Regions from separate parts of the Mus musculus genome. Here region 2 is linked to region 1. The links are chromatin loops, found by intact Hi-C in ENCODE. Cell type or tissue: heart. All regions are shown on one strand. Links, peaks and the distances in the headings refer to the core of each region. The heading gives the core; the rest is flanking DNA. Region 1 holds the start of Pcnx3 (pecanex homolog 3). Region 2 holds the start of Kat5 (K(lysine) acetyltransferase 5).

Region 1 (5,364 bases), core at 314-5,313:
CCCACCCAACCAAGTACTTCACTAAGTGCTGCCTGTTTTGGACTGGCTTGAAGCCTGCCCACTTCAGGAAGCTGTCTGAACCTGTCACCAATTTTTCCTGGGCCTATGACAGGCAGCGAATGGGAGTCCGAGATAGTGAGAGATGGAGTCTCCCTTCATATTTGCATCCCTGGCCTGGGGGACCCCTGCTTGCTGGGCATCCTGGGTCAGGGCTTCTGAAGGTCCTTAAGCTGCTCTGGTCTCATTGTTCCCATTCTAGGGAGGCTGAAACTGAGGTTCTGAGGTGAAATAATCGGCCGGAGAACATGTAGGCAGGAAAGAGTGGGATGGAACAGCCTTAGTCTCTGAGCAGGGAGGAGGGTCTTCCCTGCTGAGATCTCTGTCCTGAAGGAGCTGCCTATGGGAGAGGGAGGGAAGCAACACCACGTTTGTAAATCTCGGAAGGGGAAGGCTGGAGGAGCAGCTTCCAGAAGACTTCCCTGAGGTGGTGACCACGGTAAAGCAGGGTGCTGAAGGGCCGCCTGAGAGAGCTCAGTTTTGAAAACTTGTCAAAACTTCAGCTGAAGACTGGGACTAGGGACTCCCAGGACAGAGGCAGAACTCTGCCAGGTTCCGGGGATTCCTGTTTTGGGGGTCACTGATAGGCCACGGGTATTCCCTGGACATCTAATACTCCTCTCAGGAAGGAGCTTGTGAGGCCAGCATCTCCCTAACTAGGCTCAGCTGAGCTAGGAGACGTGTGCACCTGGGCCTCGGCTGGGCCGTGCTCCGAGCCTCCCCGTGCCCATGCTTCATGCCCCTGGAAACTCACTGTTGTTGGACTTCAGGTCTCGGTGTATCACAGGCACCAGAGCCTCACAGTGCAGGTAGTGCATTCCTCGGGCAATCTGCACAGCCCAGTTGACCAGCACATGGGGGGGCACACGCCGACCAGCCAGGGCCCGGCTAAGAGGCCCACCAGCTGCATACTCCATCACCAGGCATAGGTTTGGCTCCTCCAGGCACACAGCTTTGAGGGCAATGATGTTGGGATGGGCCAGCATGGCAAAAAGCCGGGCCTCCTGTCGAACACTCTCAGCTGTTACACTGATGTCCTCATCAGGGTCCTGTCGGGCTGCCTTCACAGCCACCAGCTCCCCTCGCCAGCTGCCACGGTAGACCTTGCCGAAGCCACCGATGCCGATCACCTCCTCCAGTCGCAGCTCCTGGAAGCTGGCCACCTCACAGGGGGGTGGGCCTCCACCCCGAGATACATAGTTGGATGGAAAAATGCCCACCTGGCCACCCACCTGGCCCGCCCACCAGCCCTCATCTCCTGAGATGGCTGCATCCCTGGACAGCACCTCCACACGGTCGCCCTTCCTCAGGGCTAGTTCGTCCTGCCCATTGGGCTCATAGTCGAACAGGGCTGTCCAGACAGGATTGGCATAAGCTGCTGTTGCCTTCGGAGACCCCTCCGGCCGGACTCCACCGGTACCCCCGCCGCCCCCACTGCCACTGCCGTTCCATGACCCCAGCGGGCTCTTGAGGAAGAGGTTCTTCAAGGGCTCCATGGCAGGGAGCCGGCGTTGGAATGTGTGGGGGACCTTCTTCGGGTGCCCGTGGTATCCACCCCCGCTGGCTTGTGAGGCCCTAGAGCCGGAACCTGGGCATCCGGGCCCTGGCCCTCAGCCCCAGACCCACGCCTCTCTGGGGAGCCAGGAGTGTCGCCTCCCGGCCCCCCGCATCTCGGGCTTTTGGAGGAGGGCACCAAGGGCAGTGTGGTCAGGCTGGAGGGGTGGGGCCCACTGGCCTCCGGCGCCTCACCATGGCTGAATTGGAGCAGCAGAGTCCCTCAGTTCCGAAGTAGTCCTGGGAACCTGGCTTCAGCGCCCGCCTACCGTAAGGTGGGGCCTGCCAGGGTCAGCGCCCGGACTCTGGTTGTTGTCTCCAGGCACAAGAGGTAAGAGAAAGTCCCCAGTTGAGCCGAAGCTACCTCTTCTTGGGCTAGTGCCTTGGGCCCCGACAGCTCCGACCCCGGTCCCTTCTTCCTCCTCCCTTTGTACTTTGGCCCCGGGGGCGGGAGGCAGAGGTGGAGGGTGGAGTTTCACTTTTTTCCGCTCTTCTCCCTCCTGCAGGAAACAGCATCAGATGACGTGGGCGGGTTGCACCGCTCCCCTCCCGGAGGCTCCCGGCAGCTGTGCACGGGAGTTCCCGGGGAGGTTGGCCAAGAGAGGTAGAAGGCGGGCCAGGTAGTTCCTCCCGCCTCCCCCGCCCCCAAACACACCGGCACAACTCTAAGCCTTACGTTAGGTGCTCCTCTGCTCACGGTCGAAGTGGATCTCTGCAAAGACAGAGAAGAATCCTTGTGTCTGAATTCTCATCAGCCAAATCACCCTTGTGATTGCCTCAAAACCAAAATCTGGTCTTGGCTACGAAGTTGCAGAGCTCTTTAAGATTCGTTCTTTCCATATATGAAATAACAAGATACCCTGCTTTTCAGTGCTAGAGGGGGATGTGAACAGAGAAGTTTGGGACTTCAAAATCGGCTTACACTTGAAGCTCTTGGAACCATTTAAAATTATCTTCCTTTCACCCGAGAGGCAAAAACCTGAAACTGTCGTTCAGAACTTTGCCCGGGATTAGATTCAGAGTTGAAGGGCCTTCAACAACCTCTTCGTTAGTTCATCACTTGTCCTGTGTCTGTTACTTTAAGAAAGCCTATGTCATCCTGTTCGACTACTCAGGCCTGATCAGGATCACTCTCTGCTTCGGCTAAGCTCTGACCCGGAAGTAGAGGCGTAAGCCAAGCGACAACCATGATTTACGGTCTCGCACTAAGGAGAGGCGGCCCAAGTCGGGGGTGTGACCCGGTAACGCAAACTGGAAGTAGCCGTGAGGAGTCCCATTCTCCAGCTTTTCCCCGCCTCCTGTAACGCATTGGAAAAGCTTTGCGCCAGTCATCAAGTCGTTACCCAATGGCGACTCACCCGGCCGTCCCATATTTTGGTGGCTCTAGAATTTGACTGCGCGCGCGCCTAAGATACCTCTGCATCCCGTCACTTCGCTACTTCTCCGCGCTTGCGCACTTCTGCCGCCAGGTTTTCCTTTTCCGGGTCCCAACAGGTTCTAACGGGCGCATGCGCCAGTGCAGGCTGGCAGCTCGCGGCTCCTTCTTCCGGCCTCCCCTTTGCGCCGGCACCGGTAGAAGCGGGGCGAACGCAGAGCCCCAAGCGAGTGACCTGCGACCCCGGAAGTGGACCTCAGGGTCCCAAGGATTTCTCCGGTCCGGAGCCAAGGGACCTATCACTGGCACTCCGAGAGCACCTATTCCACGCCCACCTCTGGATGCCGCCGACGGGTGCCCAGCCCTTGCCCTGCGCCTGCTTTCAGGCTCGGCGCTTTACAACAGTTCTGGGCCACCGGAGGGGGCCCAGGCCCCGCCTCTGATGCAGTCCCACCCCAGTATCCCGGCCTGATCCGCTGACTGCCTGGGCCGGCCCCGCCCCCTGCCTGTGCCCTCACCCTACCAATCCCCTCCCCCGTCTGGGGGAGGCCATGGCGTGAAATCTAAGTCGGACCCCGGGACCCTCGGGCGCCAGCGGGGCATGGGCCGGGGGCCGCCCCCATGAGGGTCCCGGGAGGAGGGCGTGCGCAGCAGCGGCTGGGCCATGGGGTCTCAGGTGTTGCAGATCCTGCGCCAGGGGGTGTGGGCCTCGCTCACTGGGGGATGGTTCTTCGATCCGCATCAGAGCACCTTCTCCAACTGCTTCCATCTCTATGTCTGGATCTTCTTGCTCATCTTTCCCTTCTTGCTGTACATGGTGAGAGGCTGCCACCACCTGTAACTATGGCGAGAGGGAGTGTAGTCTGGAGGGATGGGCATCTTGAGTCCTGGGGCGTGGAGTGAAGCGAGTCACTGTAGAGTTCACTGTAGAGTTTACTTTGGTTTTATATAGAGGAAAGACCAAGTCTTTTCTGCATGGAGTGACCTTGAGCGCCTCATTTAATCTACCCGGTTAAACAGAGGGCTACCCCTAACAGGGCTCTTTGTACTGTTGCATGAAGGGGTGATGAAGTTTTGTAAACCGATGAATCCTAGTTCTTTACAGTGGTGGCAGGTACACCCTCAAGGGAGCAAGGGTTTTGTGAGAAAGGATCCAACTTAACTGTCATCTCCAGGTCCTGCCCCCCAGCCTGATGGTGGCTGGAGTGTACTGCCTGGTGGTAGCTGTCATCTTTGCTACCATCAAGACTGTGAACTATCGCCTGCATGCCATGTTCGACCAGGGCGAGATTGTGGAGAAACGCAACTCTACCATGGGGGAGCAGGAAGAAGAGGCTGCCCAGGGGGAGAGCAGTCTCCCAAGGTGAGTGGCTGTGGGCTGTGTCAGGGATTGTCCTTTCTCTGTGCTTGGGATTGTGGCTGTGTCTTGGAGGATAGAGAAGGCTGAGGGGACAATGGCTCTAAGTACTTGCTGTAGTCAGGGTTAAAGCAGTCGAAGGGAGTCTTGAGGAGGAAGGGGTGTTACGGATGGCGAGAAGAAACCGTAAAGAGAGCACAGCTGAGAGCTTCTGCTCAGCTCTTCTTCCTGTTTGCAGGGACCCTGGTGTGGAGATGACGGTGTTCCGGAAGGTGAGCTCCACGCCCCCTGTACGCTGCAGTTCCCAGCATTCTGTGTTTGGCTTCAACCAGGTTTCGGTGAGTAGGCTCCCCTCGCCGCTGTCCTGGGAGTCAGCCCCTGGTGTGGGCCTGCTCCCAGCCTGCTCCTGGGAGTCAGCCCCTGGTGTGGGCCTGCTCCCAGCCTGCTCCTCGGAGTCAGCCCCTGGTGTGGGCCTGCTCCCAGCCTGCTCCTGGGAGTCAGCCCCTGGTGTGGGCCTGCTCCCAGCCTGCTCCTGGGAGTCAGCCCCTGGTGTGGGCCTGCTCCCAGCCTGCTCCTCGGAGTCAGCCCCTGGTGTGGGTCTGCTCCCAGCCTGCTCCTGGGAGTCAGCCCCTGGTGTGGGCCTGCTCCCAGCCTGCTCCTGGGAGTCAGCCCCTGGTGTGGGCCTGCTCCCAGCCTGCTCCTCGGAGTCAGCCCCTGGTGTGGGCCTGCTCCCAGCCTGCTCCTCGCTCGCCCCGCTTGTTTATTCGTTCTCTCTCCCCTGTCTTATCAGGAGTTGCTGCCCCGGATGGAGGATTCTGGGCCCCTCAGAGGTAGGTGGCTGCTGTTCTGGGCTGGGTGGTGGTGGTGTGGCGCAGGATAACAGAAGAGGACCCCAGGGTCATTGTGACGACTCTGCTGATGTGGTTATAGACATCAAGGAGCTGGTACGGGAACAGGGCAGCAACAACGTGATCGTGACCTCTGCCGATCGAGAAATGCTGAAGCTCAGCTCCCAAGAGAA
Region 2 (5,364 bases), core at 150-5,149, 79 kb after region 1:
GGCTCTTCTTCCAGAGGACCCAGGTTTTATTCTCAGCATCTATACACTGGCTTACAACTACCTTTAAATCCAGTCTCTCTTTGCTGGCACCAGGCAGGCATGCAATGCACAGACACACATGAGGCAAAACACCCAGACATGTAGAATTAAAAAACAAACAAACAAACAAAACCCCTTTTTAATGTGTGCCAGTAGCTTGGCTTGGATTTAGGCTCCTGAAAGCTCTGGAAATCAGCTTGGGCATCCATGCTTCACATGCTCATTCAGTGTTTCCTGGGCCTGTGGCAGTCAATAAACATGAGCTAGGTGATCTGCTAGTGGTGCTGAGGAGACAGCGGCAAACAAACAAATCCCCACAGTGCAAAGGTTTATGATGTTAAAGAGTGACCCGGACTGACGGTACAGAAAGCAGAAAGCAGAGAGAAGTACATACAATGAAGGAGAAATTGTGTGACTTTTATATAAAAGAACTTGTTAGAAGACCTGGAGATGACTCGGTGGTGAAGATTGTACTTGCAGCATGCACTCTGGGAAGTTTACAACCAGCTCCAGCTCCAGGTGCTCCAACCCCCTTTTCTAGACTCCAGGGGCACTTGCACTCAGAAGAACAAAACCACACTTGGATACATATATGTACATAATTACAAAGGCTGGAGAGAAGGCTCAATGGTTAAGAGCACTTGCTACTCTTGCATAAGACAGGGGTTCAGGGCTGGAGAGATGGCTCAGTGGTTAAGAGCACTGACTGGTCCTGAGTTTGATTCCCAGCAACCACATGGTGGCTCATAACCATACATTTGTAATGAGATCTGGCGCCTTCTTCTGGAGTGTCTGAAGACAGCTACAGTGTACTTACATATAATAAATAAATAAACCTTTTAAAAAAAGGTGTTGGGGGGGTGGGGGGGTAGGGGGGTGGGGGTGAGATAGCTCAGTGGGTAAGAGCACCCGACTGCTCTTCTGAAGGTCAGGAGTTCAAATCCCAGCAACTACATGGTGGCTCACAACCATCCGAAACAAGATCTGACTCCCTCCTCTAGAGTGTCTGAGGACAGCTACAGTGTACTTACATATAATAAATAAATAAATAAATAAATAAATAAATAAATCTTTTTTTAAAAAAGTGTTCAGTTCCCAGCACCCACAATGCCTCCTTCTGGCCTTCACAGGCACTGTGTGTAATGGGTGCATGACATACTCAGGTGAACAGACATAAATAAATAAAATAAAATACATAAATTAAAAAAAAAAAAGCCTCACGGAGCCAAAGCAAGGAAGCAGCAATGGCTCCACCCCTGTGAGGCTGTTGTGAGTAACAGTGGTGATGCTTCAGTTCCTCAGGGGAAGACTGGATGTTCTGAAAGATGGCACAACTCAGAACTCACAAGAGAGAAAAATGCCGTGTGCTGTCATATGCCTGTTGTCATCCTTGTGACAAGTCCCAGGCCAAGCAGGGCTACACAGTGAGACTTCACCTCAGAACAAACAATAACAAAAGGCCTATTGGCTTTTCAGTACTTCTTATGCTGAACATATTTTGCACACAGATCAAATCCAAGTGTTATTATTAATGCTCCTGTGATGAAACCAATCCTTTACTTCTGCACATAAACTCTTCTCAAAGTGGCCAAATGGACCCGAAACCATTTAAACTGGGAACACTTAGAAGTAAGGCTAAAGGGCCCCACTACACCCTTTAGGCATGTTATCAATATCTGTGATAGTTATTTTTGGTTGTCCATTTGACTACATCTGGATTTCACTAAAACCCAAAAATGGAAGAACACATACGTGAACAATTTTGCCTACTCTGAAGTGGGAAAACCCACTGCTTTGTGTTTTTAAGAGGATTTCTCAGTGTAGCCCTGGGTGTCTTGGAACTTGCTCTGTAGACCAGGCCTGCCTCTGCCTCCCCAGTGCTGGCAAGCTGGCTTGGTGGAAGATCCACTTTGAATTCACATCTTTGAGGAGGGAGAACACACCTTTGTTATTCAAACCTATTCTTGTTATTCAAAGTCAGAAGATGCACCTTCTGCTGGAAACTAAAAGAAAGACATGAAACAAGATTTTCCTCCCTGCCACCCCCAGGACAGGGCTTATCTGTGTAACCCCGCTTGTCCTGGAACTGACTCTGTAGACAACGCTGGCCTCAACTCATAGAGCTTCGCCTGCTTCTGCCTCCACTGCCAGCCTGCTTTTACTCTGCCTACTTGCTCTCACTCTCGTTGACAAGTCCGCTCCTTCACTGTCATTAGCGCCTACTTCTTTGGGATTCTGATGTATAATGAAGACCAACTGAGACATCCATTCTTGTTGACTGAATGCCTACTGGAATTTTGAACCTTCCATGTATACAGCCACATATATACTATTTTAAAAATAGAAATCCAGTATTAACGGAAAAATCTTGCTAAGCCCCCAGGCCTGTGCAATCTTATGCAGACACCTGGGTGGATCTCTAAATCCCTTCAGGTCTACTGACTCCCCAGGGTTCAAAACCCCACTCCTTAGCTTCTTACTCAGGGTGACACCTCACACTGCCACTAAGAGGCTCGCCAGAACACTGCCTCTAGACAAAGCCTAAACATGATCTGAGTGACCGGCGTCGCACCCGGTGGGCGTCACGTGACAGACTCGGCGTTCCTCCAATCGCTGTGCGAGGAGCGGGGATTCCATCTAGTACTTGGCCTCAGGTTTACAACGTCCTGCTCTTCCATTCCCCAAACGGGCCGGCTTTTTGCTACCAACCAGCTAGCAGTGATTCTCAAGTGTTTCCCTTTCAAACAGCTTCAAGGGGCTCGGGCCTATAGCGCACTCAGCTCCGGAAGTGACGTCTCCCAGAGGGGCCGGAAGTGGCAGTGGAGGGAGGGAAGATGGCGGAGGTGGTGAGTCCGGTGCCCGGGGCGGGGCGGAGGGAGCCAGGGGAGGTGGGTAGAGCCCGAGGCCCCCCAGTAGCCGACCCTGGCGCCGCGCTGTCTCCCCAGGGGGAGATAATCGAGGGCTGCCGCCTGCCCGTGCTGCGGCGCAACCAGGACAACGAAGATGAGTGGCGTGAGTGACGTCGGGGGGCGGGTCCAAGGAACCTGAGGGCGAGGGGCGGGAGGGAGTCAACGATCGCACGGGAGGGGGAGGGGCTTCTGCAATCCCGGGGCGGTCGCAGATACTCGGGAGGAGGGGCGTGGCTTTTGGACGTACGGAGATGATCCGGGCGGGGCTTGGAGAGAGGTGTCACTTGGTGACTAAAGGGGTCTTGAACCAGCCCCTCTGAGTGCTGGGACACAGGCCTCCAGCCTGGAGGTGGGATTCAGGTCGAAGGGTGGAGTCTCCTGACCTGCCCTGGCTAAGACTCCCTGTCTGTGTGGTTCTCATAGCCCTGGCTGAGATCCTGAGCGTGAAGGACATCAGTGGCCGAAAGCTTTTCTATGTCCATTACATTGACTGTGAGTCCTGGGCCTGGATGGAGTGGGGTTGCTGGAGAGGGTTGAGGGCAGCCTCTGGCATTCCCTCCTGAGCCGTTTTCACTGCTGCAGTCAACAAACGTCTGGATGAATGGGTGACTCACGAGCGGCTGGACTTAAAGAAGATCCAATTTCCCAAGAAAGAGGCCAAGACACCTACCAAGAACGGACTTCCTGGGTCCCGCCCCGGCTCTCCCGAAAGAGAGGTGGTGAGTAGGTCCCCCATTTCATCTTTTCTCTCCTGCCTCTTCCTTCTTGCATCTCTTGGCCTCAGGGGTTCCTGAATGGGCAGGAGGCAGCATTCTTCTGCCATGGCTTCAGCTTGCAAAGGATGGGGACCAAGTTGCAGGCGTAGCTTCCAGAGTCCAGCACTGCCTTGCTTTAGAGAAGGCAGAGGGTGGGATTCCATGCTGAGGGGCCCATCCCCCCCTTCGCCATCCCACCACCATCCCCACCCCAGAGGAAGACCCTGGACCTATCTCTGCAGCCGGCCTCCGCCCAGGCCAGCGGGAAGACCTTGCCAATCCCGGTCCAGATCACACTCCGCTTCAACCTGCCCAAGGAGCGGGAGGCCATCCCAGGTGGCGAGCCTGACCAGCCGCTCTCCTCCAGCTCCTGCCTGCAACCCAACCACCGCTCAACGGTACCCTCAGCAATTCCAGGGACCTTGCTTTCTTCTCAGGTCCCACCTTCTCTACCTTCTGACCCACCTTTCCTGGTTTCTCTCTGCAGAAACGGAAGGTGGAGGTGGTTTCACCAGCAACCCCAGTGCCCAGCGAGACAGCCCCAGCCTCGGTTTTCCCTCAGGTGAGTCTTCCAGTCTTTTTTCATGTGTCTGAATGTTTTGTCTGTGTTTTGCATGTGTTCTACTTGCATGCCTGGTGCAGGTGGGCAGAAGAGGGCATTGGAGCCACTGAAACTGGAGTTAGAGATGGTTGTGAGCCACTCTGTGGGTCCTGGGAAAAGAACCCAGGAAGTCCTCTGGAAGATCAGGGCTCTTAACCACTGAGCCATCCCAACAGCCTGCCTGGTCTTTCCCCTCTTATTCCTTGCTGTCTAGCATCCTCCTCCAGGATCATCTCACGGTCGCTCTTTCTCTTGTGTCTTGTCCACAGAATGGGTCAGCCCGTAGGGCAGTGGCAGCCCAGCCTGGACGGAAGCGGAAATCTAATTGCTTGGGCACTGATGAGGTGGGTCTTGAGGAGCAGAGGGAGAGGGAAGCCGGGAAAGGGGGAGTGGGCTTGGGCATGGTGTTCACTCGGTGAGGCCTTAGGCAGGGAGGGTGGTGGCTGGGAGCCAAGCAGATGAACCCCTGGGCCTCTTCTACTCTCAGTTTCTCAGCCTCGCTTTATTTTGGAAGTGGAGGTTGGTGCTTTGCCCTTAGCTGATGTTAGACTTGCAGGAAGAAGCCAATGGCAGTGTCGTGCGCCACGCTCTGCTTAACTGCTACCATCTAGTATTTGCCATCTGCCTTGGGCAGGATTCTCAGGACAGCTCAGATGGAATACCGTCAGCACCACGAATGACTGGCAGTCTGGTGTCTGACCGGAGCCACGACGACATTGTCACCCGGATGAAGAACATTGAGTGTATTGAGCTTGGCCGGCACCGCCTCAAGCCGTGGTACTTCTCCCCGTACCCACAAGAGCTTACCACGCTACCCGTCCTCTACCTGTGCGAATTTTGCCTCAAATATGGCCGTAGCCTCAAGTGTCTGCAACGCCACTTGGTATGAGGGGTCTTGGGAGGCTGCCTATCCAGAGTACCCTCACCAGTCCCCACCTGATCCTCCTTTTGTCCTTAGACCAAATGTGATCTTCGGCACCCTCCAGGCAATGAAATTTACCGCAAGGGCACCATCTCCTTTTTTGAGATTGATGGACGGAAAAACAAGGTTAGTGGCTTG

What was found. Peaks named below come from ENCODE experiments on the same cell type or tissue, not always from the same donor. Only the 100,000 strongest peaks of a DNase experiment are listed, where the experiment ranks them.
Region 2: a loop joins it to region 1, with 2.3 times the contacts of the local background. A loop is called at or near these places in 4 of 42 quality-filtered maps.

The regions. Positions count from the first base shown.
Region 1 is chr19:5,686,436-5,691,799 of GRCm38, reverse strand. Pcnx3 (pecanex homolog 3) reads left to right here and starts at 2,892. Exons shown (of 35, transcript NM_144868.3): 1 at 2,892-3,803; 2 at 4,162-4,349; 3 at 4,582-4,681; 4 at 5,134-5,173; 5 at 5,274-5,364. The coding sequence starts at 3,651. Map3k11 (mitogen-activated protein kinase kinase kinase 11) reads right to left here and starts at 2,669. Exons shown (of 12, transcript NM_022012.3): 1 at 2,534-2,669; 2 at 2,288-2,323; 3 at 812-2,111. The coding sequence starts at 1,553. In heart, for the core only: CTCF peaks have their summits at 1,815 and 3,071; DNase peaks (open chromatin) are centred at 1,379, 2,089, 2,869 and 4,614; H3K4me3 peaks cover 4,415 bases; H3K27ac peaks cover 4,281 bases.
Region 2 is chr19:5,607,539-5,612,902 of GRCm38, reverse strand. It overlaps Kat5 (K(lysine) acetyltransferase 5), which reads left to right and starts at 2,809. Exons shown (of 14, transcript NM_178637.2): 1 at 2,809-2,885; 2 at 2,985-3,051; 3 at 3,372-3,440; 4 at 3,531-3,667; 5 at 3,946-4,101; 6 at 4,191-4,265; 7 at 4,574-4,648; 8 at 4,939-5,187; 9 at 5,263-5,352. The coding sequence starts at 2,874. In heart, for the core only: CTCF peaks have their summits at 767 and 2,537; DNase peaks (open chromatin) are centred at 2,692, 3,132, 3,982, 4,842 and 1 weaker place; H3K4me3 peaks cover 2,548 bases; H3K27ac peaks cover 2,192 bases.